Regions from separate parts of the Homo sapiens genome. Here region 1 is linked to region 2. Evidence: read pairs that join two places in POLR2A ChIA-PET (ENCODE). Cell type or tissue: Panc1. All regions are shown on one strand. Links, peaks and the distances in the headings refer to the core of each region. The heading gives the core; the rest is flanking DNA.

Evidence for each region. ChIA-PET counts read pairs that join two places held together with the same protein. Peaks named below come from ENCODE experiments on the same cell type or tissue, not always from the same donor. Only the 100,000 strongest peaks of a DNase experiment are listed, where the experiment ranks them.
Region 1: POLR2A ChIA-PET joins it to region 2 with 10 read pairs; 2 of 35 experiments call an interaction of 5 or more read pairs at or near these places.

What each region holds. Positions count from the first base shown.
Region 1 is chr2:237,179,645-237,185,477 of GRCh38, reverse strand. No RefSeq gene overlaps it. Among named protein-coding and RNA genes, the nearest start is that of COPS8, 97 kb to the right of the region's middle. RefSeq lists an enhancer at 292-1,491. In Panc1, for the core only: no CTCF peak of the experiment used is centred there; no DNase peak of the experiment used is centred there; H3K27ac peaks cover 4,833 bases.
Region 2 is chr2:237,498,310-237,504,142 of GRCh38, reverse strand. All of the region lies in intron 2 of MLPH (melanophilin), which reads right to left. Among named protein-coding and RNA genes, the nearest start is that of MIR6811, 9.7 kb to the left of the region's middle. In Panc1, for the core only: no CTCF peak of the experiment used is centred there; DNase peaks (open chromatin) are centred at 1,498, 3,122 and 3,555; H3K4me3 peaks cover 615 bases; H3K27ac peaks cover 3,402 bases.

The DNA of each region.
Region 1 (5,833 bases), core at 322-5,321, 320 kb after region 2:
TCTCAGGAAACTTACACAACTGGTTAAAGATAACACATCTGAAAGTGTCAGCGTTTGCATGAAAACCCCAGTCCGTCTGACATCAGAGCCTCAAATCTGTGCTCCGGATGCAGTCAGCTTTGAGATCTGCGGCTACAGGTGTGCTATCCGGTGCTCTCTTGTCTTTATAGACTTTTCTAGGATATATGAAAATACAAAGTACTACTCTGGAATATTTGGTTAAATTCCACTTGGATAACAAAATTTTAAAAGCAGACATCCAAGTTCAGCTCCTAAGAAGGAAGGCTGAACACCCCCCAAATTAACCCGTGTAACTCCCTTTTCAAATCCATAGTCCTTCTCCTTCCCTACATTCCAGACGGATCTCAAATGTGGAAGATGGAACTGAAGCCCTGCTCACTGCTAGGCTGAGCATCAGGCTGCATTCTTGAGGAGTGGCCAATTTATTTCCTGACCTGAAGCAAGGATATCTTTTAATTTTTTTTCTCTTCATTTCCTCAGTTTGAATACTCCCAAGAAGAAGAGCTAATCCACGTGTTGGTACAATCTCTTCTGGAACAAAGGAACTGGAGCAGATGGGAAGTGTTTGATAGGAAGTTGTTTATCCTTGCCGAATAGCCCCAAAACAAATCGATAATGGTGGGAGTTTTTCTCTGGCATGTTCAATAATGACTCCACGTCCCAAGTGATCTGTGCCGCTCTCTCATCTACACCGCGGGTGCCACACCCTTCCGTAGCTGAGGGTTTCATGTCCTCTCCCTCCTTGCTTCTGCCTTATCAAAACCTGGTCTCAGAAAAAGAAAGTCTGTTCCCAGTCAATGAGTATAATTTTGTTTAAATGTCATTGCCCCTTTTCCTCTTTGAGTTAGGCAATTCAGTTTCCTCTTTGAGTTAGGTTTGGTAAAAAGTTTTGTCTCCTGTGTAAATAATTTAGCTGTATGCTAACTGGAGGAGCTACCAAGTGTACCAGTGGTGGCCACTTACTGCATTCAGTGAGGGCCTCCTCTTTCCACTCCCTTCGTGACTAAGAGTGAGGGAATCAGAGGTGACTCACATTAGGCCTTTACTGTATATCTCAGTATACTTAAGAATGTTGACCTTAACCTCGGCAAGGGCGGAGAGACGCATGGTCCACAGCAGCGCATCTCCAGAGCCTGGACCGAGCTGAGAGCATGCAGAGCCTCCATAACTGGTCAGAGGAACTGAACTCCCGGCCCCAAAAAACCCTATACACAGCAAAGGAGAGGCATAGATGGGAGGTAACCTCTTCTTAGAAACAGCAAAATGATGTGCAAAAGAGACAGAGACATCCTACAAAACTCTATTTACTTTTCTCATATTTGAGGGGAAAAAAACCATTCAGAAACCCTTCCCTGAAAATTAAGGCCTGGACCCAAGTGGAGATGGAAACCTTTGATTCCAACTGACCCTACTGCTGTGTTCACAAGGACAGGACCACGTGATTACTCCGGGATCCCTGAACACACAGGTGGGGAAGTTGGAGAATTTGGGGGAAAGGAGGTGGAAGGTTGTGAGGAGAATGGGATGGACTTCTTTGGAGGCTATTAACTCTGTGTCATTGGCAGCAGATGGGCTCAGTGCACACTGAGAAGTGGCTGGGGGATGGTGCTTGCACCCGAAACTGTGGAGAACCAGTCAAGTTATACTTACTGGTTTATTTCTTTAGATATTATTTGGCCTCTTGGTTAGATTGCCAAGGGGGAAAGGTCGTGTACTGTAAGGGAAATCAGGGAAATGTCTGTCAGCTCACACAGGTTTCTCCTGAAGTTTTTCCTAAGGGCTGGACAAACACCCGGGTCCAAAATTTCTGGACTTCTTGGGAAGCGGTGCATTCTTAGAGTTTCTGTCTTTGTTTGTTTGGATAATAAGCATTTAATCACAAGACACTACTCTAAATGCTTTCAAATATTAATTGACCTTCAGAACCTACTAGTATCACCTGCATTTTACTGATGAGGAAATCAAAGCCTAGAGACAGAAGCCGACTTCACAAGAACACAGCACTAGTAAGTGGAGAGCCGGGATTCAAACCTGAGTCCACACTTGTAGCCGCCATGCTGTGCTGCCGTTCTCAGCACTGGATCGTAGATGTCCCTGCCCACAAGGTGAAACTTCTACCCACTTTGTTCACCTCCACCAAGAAAAAATTTTTGCTCTTTTGTGCCCACTGGCAGAGAGATTGTCCATTTGAATTTATTTCCACAGAGATCAGTCAGAATAGGCTAGGTTATTCTACAGGTACGACCCCAAACTCCAGTGACTTACAACTCACTAGCTAGCCAACAAGCTAACCTAAGTAAGCAATAAGACGGAAAAGTCGCTACCTGGGGCATTGCTGGTCTTGGGCAGGATGTGGCGGAAGCAGTCAGTCCCCCACCTCTGTTCCCTCAGCCCTCACTGTTCCCTTCCACGCGGACAGCCTTCTGTTGCAGGGGCTCACAACCTTCCGCCTGCAGAGAGTCGTCAGCCAGAAGCATGTCCATCCATGGCATGAGGCAGGCCAGGACTTCATGCAGGGAGTTAACACCCTGGAAGCCACCCTAAGCCAATGGCGGGTAGGAGGTGGTGGTCCAGTCCCCAGGCTCCTTGCCCCTTCAGGCCAGCTGCATACAGCTTCCCCATGGGGCTGAGTTTCCATTGCCCATCATGGAAACTTGCTCACTAACATGCCCTGTAGCTGCTTCTTCTGTGTCCACAGTGGACTGTGAAGTCCCACAGTCCCATGACGTGAACCTCTCTCCTATGCCAGACTTCCCTGCCTGGTTGGTAGGGCTGAGGGATGTTGCTGAGGCACAGTCGTTCCCATGTAGATCATCCTGGACGTTCCAGCTGCTTGTGCTGCACACATGCGGCTATGATTATGACGCAGAGGGGGACATCCCCAACACGACTGGCCTCGGAGCATGTTCTCCCTGAACCCATAAACCTATGAGTTTTGATCTGGACGTTTTGTTCTGCGATGTTGCAGATCATTTCCCAGAAACTGGGAGACTTTTTTACATAACTCAAACTTCACTTCTGTGCTGGGGAGAGCTTAGTGATAAATAAATAGCACATGCCACAGTTCTTCTCATACTCTACCTTTATCTGGCCTAGACCCAGTGGCTGTGGGGTGGCCACATTTCCCCAGGTGGAGGAGACAAGTTTTCCTAGCATTTGCTGTGGGCAGAGCTGGCAGTCAACTCACCATCTCTGTCCAGGACCGGGGGGTTTCTCGTATAAGCAGCACCAAGGTTTGGGCTTTTTCTCTCTTGGAAAAAGTCATGATTAAAAACCTATTAACTCCAGGAATGATTGTAGATTTTTTTTTTCCCACAGCCCTTGGCCTGAGGAATGATCCAATTGTAGCTTCCCTGACCTGACCTCAAGAAAGATGCAATCCTCCTGTATGACATCAAAGCTTCGTTTGCTCCCACAGCTCTCACCCGCGACTTCCCTAACTCCCAAGGCTTCCCCTAAGCTGTGGAGGACTTCAGCAGTGAGTCATCAGTGATCTGAACTCTCTGATCTCTTGCTATGTTTGGGGCCCTCCCTCTGTCTCTGAAGACTTTTAGTGACAACCCAGAAATTAAGAACTTTCCCCTATGCTTTTATGTTTTCTAATATCACATAGCAAAGAGCTACACAGCAGCATTTGAGTCCAAATGCTACTTAATCTGAATGATCACTTGCCAATCTCTAAGTGTTATTTGGAGCATCACATAGAGCAATAACAACAAGTGCTCATTCTTTTCCACTAAGAGGGTCCCTTGCATAAGGACCCCTTTTCCTCAGTATTCATTATGAAGGGTGTTCAAAAAAGTGTTTTCAGAAGTCTGTAAATGTTCTACAAAAATTTTTATTTGTGCATTTTTTTTTTATTTTTTTAGAGAGGTCTTGCTATATTGTCCAGGATGGTCTTGAACTCCTGACCTCAAGCAATCCTTCTGCCTCTGCCTCCCAAAGTGCTGGGATTACAGGCACTAACCACCATGCCTAGCCTGAATATTTTTTTTTAATTTGAAGATTTTACTTTTATAACTTTGGCATACTGAAAAAAATAATATGGTTGTAAAGTTTTGTTCTTTCTCCCATTGAGAGACAGAGTCTATTTCTCCCTGGAAGCTAAACTTGGTCACACCACTTGTTTTGGCCAATAAGTCACTAGCAAATATGGCATGAGCAGTAGCTTGAGAAAGGTTGTCCCCTTAGGGTTTGTCTTCTCTTGCTGACTTTGGAACCCAGCAGCCATGGGAAGAAGGTAGGGCTGGTCAGCTAGAAGCTGGACTTATGCCATCCCAGCCAACTGCCAAACACATGAGTGAGGCCATCTAGGATCCAGTGACCACAGCCACCTAAGAGGGCTATGGCAAGTCTAGTAGAAGAACTGCCCAACTGTGCTCAGCTTGAATTGCCAATCCACAGAATTACGAGCTAATGAATAAGCGTTGCTTTAAATCACTAAGTTTTTTGGGGTAGTTTCCTACTTAGTGAAACCTGAGATGATGATAACATAACGAAATGAGCATAAGCATCTCCTGGAGCATGTGTATAACCACCTTATGCTGACGCTGTCACACGCTTCCTATGTGCATGTTTGAGATTGTGTCTATGATCTTATTAATTGCATTCACTTTGCTTATAAACTAATGAGATAAGAGCAGTGCATGTAACACATTTGTTCCAAGTGAGGTAAATGAAGTCCCAGCCCTTTATACAAACGGGGTAAGAGGTGAAATGGGGAAACTGGGAGAATTGGTGAAGAAGTCAGTCATAATGAGGCACACAATTTTTCCACAAATCATAATTTTGTCCATGTGGTTTTATAAAGGAACTTGAGCCATTAAGTATAAGGAATTTGTACCTATGCTTTTTTTTTACATGTTCATGTGCTTAAATAACATGATAATAAATGCATATTTAAATAACATTAAAATGGAAGTAATTTAATACATTTTGGGAGTCAGCAAGCATTTTTCCTTTGAGAACAGTTCATGCACGAGTCAAGACTGAAGAACACTGCTATATTGTGTAAGATTAACTCAGGAAGAGACAGCGGCCAAGAGGCTCCCAGGAAAGGGAATAGGACCCGGGCTCGGGCAGCTGGGTTTCATGTTTATGTTGGGTCTTTCTCGGTTTTCTCAGTGGCTTGTAAAGTTTGAGATGCAAAATCTGTTACATATACCCTTCATTATCATCTACTGAGGAACACATCTATTATAACTTTTAATATGACCAGTTATCTAATCTCTATTAGATTAAATAGTCCCCACAAATCCAGCATCTCCTCCCTTCGCCTCACGGCTTAAAACTGGATTTCCTCATGTATATGCCTTGGCCCGCAAGTTCCCACCTTCAAAGCTTCCATGACACACCAGTCCCTCAGCCATCCATGGAGGCTTCCCCACTGACTTGGCCCAGTTCACCCGGCCTCCAGCAGGCTTCCTTCCTTCCTCCCATAGTCAGCCTCTTGTCCTAGTCTCAGAAGCAGTAGGGTGTTCTCCAGTTGCGAAGGTTCTGCCTCTTCTTGAGGATGTGGTGTCCCCTCTGACAATCCTAGGTACGTTTTGAGATCACCCCCTGATCCCATGCCCTTCTCTCTGATTAGGGGCTGCCTGTGGTTCATGTCTTCCTGACAGCTCACTTAGTTGGGCCCTCCCCGGAGAGCACAGGCCTCCTCTCCTTCCTTGGGCCCCTTCTAGTTTTCCATCTTCCATTGCTCACAACCCTGGACATGGGGCCCTGTTGCTTGTGTGCCAATTTTACATCTCATTTTGGGCTAATACATTATTTTTTTAACACATGCTTTAGATTTTTTTGAGTGAGGGCCCCA
Region 2 (5,833 bases), core at 341-5,340:
TCATTGAGCTAACATCAAGGTGTCGGCAGGATTGTGGCACCTCCTGGAGCCCCCAGAGGGGAATCTGCTCTCTGGCAGTTTAGCTTCTTGAGGGCTTCAGGTATGTGGGCTCCTGGCCCCTTTCTCCATCTTCAAAACCAGCCATCCCTTCTGCTTCTAAGGCCCCTGTGATGATATTAGGCCCGCCCAGGGAACCCGGGATCATCTCCCAGGTCCAGGCCAGCAGGTGGGCAGCCTAAAATGCATAATCCCATTTCTGTATAGCCTCACGAATTCAGAGGTTCTTGGGGTTGGGAAGTAGACATCTTTTTGGGGGGGATTATTCTGCTTACCACCGGTAAGCATCCCCACAGCCTGTAGGGGAAAGCGTGTGAGGTCAGATTGTACTCCCAGGCAAGTGGAACAGATCCTCAAAGACAAAATCCACACTCCATGCCATGCCTGAGAAAACAGCCTGAGGACAGACCCCAGGTAATGGAGAAATGATTCCTGAGGGTGACCCTGAGTTGGGGACTGGAGCACAAAAGATCCAGTGAGTCACAGGATCCAGGGGCCAAATGACTGAAAGCGTGGCAACCAAAGTAAACCTCACGTCAGGGCTAACGGCTGGCAGAGGACGGAAAGACGGCAGCATTGCTGAGGAGCAGCACCGGGGACCCAGGCTCCTCATCCTGGGAACGCGTGTCGGGAATTACCACGAGGGAGCTGGAAACTCACTCAAGTTCCTGGAGATCCTCTAAAGGGGAAGACCAAGATGACGATAAAAAAGATGAAGAGGAAGTGAGTGGTGATGTGAGAACGGCAGGCGCTGAGAGACGGAGCCTCAGAGTATCTCCTAAAACATCTCAGACCAATGTTCCCCTCCAGGCCCTGCCTTGGCAGCGGAGTCCCTGTTTTAGCCCCTATTTTTTTCATCTCTAGAGTTGCCTGTGTCCGTGATTCCAACTAGTCCGGCTAAGGGTGATTTCAAATTCCTTATGATCAAAAAAATGGATTTTTATTATTTATTTATGTATTTATTTTTGAGATGGAATTTCGCTCTGCTGCCCAGGCTGGACTGAAGTGGTGTGATCTTGGCTGACTGCAACCTTTGCCCCCCGGGTTCAAGCGATTCTCCTGCCTCAGCCTCCTGAGTAGCTGAGACAACAGGCGCCTGCCATCATGGCTGGCTAATTTTTGTATTTTTAGTAGAGATGGGGTTTCGCCATGCTGACCAGGCTGGTCTCGAACTCCTGACCTCAGGTGAACCACCTGCCTCGGCCTCCCAAAGTGCTAGGGTTACAGGCATCAGTCACCGAGCCTGGTCAAAAAAAAATTTTTTTTAAAGCAAGCCACGGTTTGCCCGTGTCTCATACTAGGAGACCCTTCACAGATTCTCTCTGAACCTCCTCTGTTTGCAGAGATCACAAATCCACGTCACCACCTATTTGCCTTTCCAGGGCAGGTTGGCAGTCCTAATATTTGATTTGTAGGCTGTGTCCTTTAAAACAGGGTGTTCCGTTTGGGCTTCAGCCTTTCCCCCAGGGCATGAGTCACCCAAGTCCGGCTATGCATGGTCTCCTAGTTCTTCCTGGGTTTGGAGAATATCCATTAATTTCTACCATAACCACAGCTGAGGGGCTACCCTAACAAATGCAGAAAGCAGTTACTGGGAGAACTTGACACAAGCATGATACAAAGCAAGACACAAATCAGCACCAATGCAAGCTCCAGGGTGCCCAGGAGGAGGCCTGCTCCTTTTGTGCACAGCCCCAGGTCCCTTGGGTCCAGGACAGGGATGGGTGCCTAAGAAGTTCTGGGCTCTTCTGGGGACAGAAGGAGTTAAAAGCTGTGACTATTAACCAATGTTCCCTTCAAGAAGGTTTACTTTGGCCCTACTTTGTATTTGTAGAACATTAAAAAATAATAACATGTGATAATCTTTTCTGTACTTAAAACCTTCTTAATACCCAAGTGATATGAATGAATCTAAAACACTCAAGATGAGAGCACTCTGAGGACCACTTCTATGGAACTCACCACCAGATTACAGGAAAACAGGGACAATGGAACTTTGGTGCAAACATCACGAGGATATCCTCAGCTAACTCCAGACTGTGAAAAATTCCACAAAAGTAAACAGCTAGCTTTCTTCTACACATAAGCTTCAAATTAAAAAAACAGAGCTGAAAAGAGATCTTACAGATTCAAAGAGACTTAAAAGATACAGCAAGCAAGTGTAAGGTCTGGACATTATTTGGAGATGAGCGGAAAAGTTTTAACACACATTAGATATTTAAGGAATTAGATCTAATTATTTTATTTATTATTATTATTATTTTTTGAGGAGTGCAGTGGCGCGATCTCAGCTCATGCAACCTCCGCCTCCCAGGTTCAAGCAATTTTCTTGCCTCAGCCTCCTGAGTAGCTGGGATTACAGGCACCTGCCACCATGCCTGGCTAATTTTTTTGTATTTTTTTTTTTTTTTTTTTTTTTTTAGTAGAGACGTGGTTTCACTATGTTAGCCAGGCTGGCCTCGAACTCTTGACCTCAGGTGATCCACCCTCTTCGGCCTCTCAAAGTGCTGGGATTACAGGTGTGAGCCACTGTACCTGGCCTAGAGTGAATTATTTTAGATGTAATATATATTTATGGGGGAAATAGGAGATGAGAGGAACAATAATACGAGACAATACACCAATACACAGCAAGCTCTCACTCACTGCAGATAGACCCGCGAATGCTAAAAGTAAACATTTACCAGATATTCATCACAGCTGGGTAACCCGCCCCAGACTCAGTTTCTCACTTGTGCATGGGGCCAGTAAAAGTAACCACATCACAGGGGTGTCTGAGGGTTAAAGGAGACAATAGAGATGAAGCTGAAAGAGGTCATCATCCAATGTGAGCCCAGAGAGCTGTGGAGTCGTTCCATGGTCAGTACTGTGCTGGGGGCTGGTGACACAGCGCCAAAGCAGCAGAACCCTCATGGGGCTTAGATGCCGGCAGGGATAAGACACTAACAAGGAAATGACTCACTGGGCATTGGAGAAGCGCTAAGGAGGAAATGGAGGAGGGAGTGAGGTCCCACGGTGAGCAGGGGTGAGGAGGGCGAATTTCATCGTAAATGTGATGGAAGCTCTGTGGGGGTTATGAGCCGGGGGATGACCTGATCCACATTTTTAAGGCATGAGTCTGGGGGATGTGGGGAGAATGGACAACAAGACGGTGAGGGTGGAGGGAGAGAAGAGTAAGTGTGTGTGTGGGGTGGATTCCTGTGGTGTCCACAAGAAAGACAGTGTGGCGTGACCTGAGGCTGGCATTGAGGGCGGTGAGCAGTGGCTGTATTGGTTGAGCCACGGGACTGGCTGAGTGTGGGGTGTGGGGTGAGAGGGAAGGAGCAGAGACAGCCATGAGTCCTGGGAACTTAACTTTGGCAACAGCCTGCATCCAAGATGGGGATGGGGTGCTTGGAGGTGGAGGAGAAATCACAACTTCTGTTTTGGACATGCTGGGACAGAGATGTCAGTGGAACACTTTGGCCGCAGTGTCGTGCAAGCCTTTGCCTACAAAAGTCAGAGTTCAGAGGATGTGTCTCTGATGTGGGTGTAAACTTGGGACTCATTGTTTAGATGTGTTGTCTAGCTGCTGTAGTAGCTCCTAGCTGCTAGGGCACATGCAGCTATTTACGTTTAAATTAATTAAAATTGAATACGATTAAAACTTTTTTTCCCCAGTTGCATTAGCCACACTTCTGGTGCTCCATAGCCTTGGGTGGCTAGTGGCTGCCACATGGGTCATGCAGATACGAACATTTCCATCACTGTAGAAAGTTCCATCAGGCAGTGCTGGTCTAGAACTCATTTAAAACCTTGGGGCTGGACAAGGTCACTGGAGAAGTGAGTGACACAGAGCAGAGAAGAGAGTTGAGGCCAGGGCCCTCGACCCTGCGAAAGGGAATATTTAAAGAGTCCAAGAAGTTCCAGCAAAGGAGACAGAGAAGGGACTAGACTCCAACACACGACGTAGAGCCACATCCAGAGAGGGCTCAATGAGTGCTGAGCTTCTGCTACCATTATTGGATTTTTCTACGTATTTTTTTAAAAAAGTAAAATCTGGCTAAGTGTAGTGGCTCACATCTGTAATCCCAGCACTTTGAGAGGTTGAAGTGGGAAGATCACTTGAGCCCAGGAGTTCAAGACAAGCCTGGACAACATAGAGAGACCCCATCTCTACAAAAAATTTAAAAAATTAGCTAGGTGTGGTGATGCATGCCTGTAGTCTCAGCTTCTCAGGAGACTGAGGTGGGAGGGTTACTTGAGCCTGGGAGGTCGAGGCTGCAGTGAGCCATGATCACGCCACTGCACTCCAGCCTGGGTAACAGAGCAAGACCCTGTCTCACAAAACAAACAAAAAAAAAGTAAAATGGGATAAAATTACATTTTCACAACTTGCTTTTTCTACTGGACAATGTCTTGTGAACTATTAATGTCAATTTATTTCTATCATTATTTTCATTGGGTGCTGAGCAACCTATTGTTAAATCCGTTGTTAAATTTGGTATTTAACCAAAGCCTGAACATTTGGACATTAGGGTCTTTCTAGTTCTTCTCTCCTGTAACCCTTGTCTGATTCTCTCCTTATGATGACTTCCAGCAGAGGACCTGCTGGCTCAACAGGTGAGCATACTTTTAAGACTTTTGCTACCTTAGTCCAAATGGGCCTCTGCAAAGATCTGATATGGTGGCCACTAACCACATGTGGCCATCAAAAACCTGCAATGTGACTAATAAGACTGAAGAGCTAAATTTTATTTAATTATAATTTTATTTTATTTAATTATAATTAATTTTAATAGCCACTAGTGGCTAGTAACTTCTGTCCTGGACAGTGCAGCCTTAGGTCTATTTATATGATGATTTAACAGGGCTATGTATATATTTTTCTTTATCTTCATCAATATGAGGTGTCAGGGCGAGGCTAGTGAACACTCTGCCGTGAAGCAGTTTAAATCACACAGGATTTATCTGTTCTTTGACCATTTAAAAGATCCATCCATGAAAGCATATGGACGAAACCCTCCGGGAAGATCTGTCATTGGCAATTTATTCCAATAATGGGCCAGCGGGAAAAAGAGGAGGCTTCAAACTAACCACAGAGTAAAGTCAAGAGAGTGTGGGGAAAGTTACACCCAGGACAAGCAGAGGGTCAGGAGGGACAAAGGCTGAGAAGGGGCTGCTGATCGGGCAGCTCCTGGGATAGGACATGGGTGTTAAGTCAAATCTATCCTAAAATGCCTATCTGATGCCAGTGGTGCTAACATCCTAATTTTGTACATCTTCAAGTTTTCGATTCTATGGTGCACAGCACTGTGTCCTCGTGGGAGGCAGGAACAGCCCTCCCACTCTATATAGCAAACAGCCCATTCCCAAATCCCTAGTGGCACAGATGACTTGAGAGAGAGATTATGCCTGCCTGGGCTAGATCAAGACGTGCTGGCTTCCCCTTCCTTCTCACCGATCCCTCCTAAGGGCCAGCAAGGAGAGCCTTGTCAGGCGTGTGCGTCACCGAATGTCCACAGCACAGCTTGGAGGGAGGGGCAGGCCTGGCCAAGGGAGCAGGAGCTTCCGTGGCTTGGGGACAGGATGCTGCTCATGGGGGTCTCAGGGTCACATGCCCTCCTTCCTCCAGCATATCAGGGATCTGGACCAGCTTGTTTGTCCCTGCTTTGACAGAGGAGAAATCAAAGTTGTGTTGTTCTGACGCTGTGGGAAAAGGCGCAGGCGTCACCTCCAGACCCTGCCCAGCGTCCTTCAACGTGATTGATGCTCACATCTGGAGAGAAATACTGAG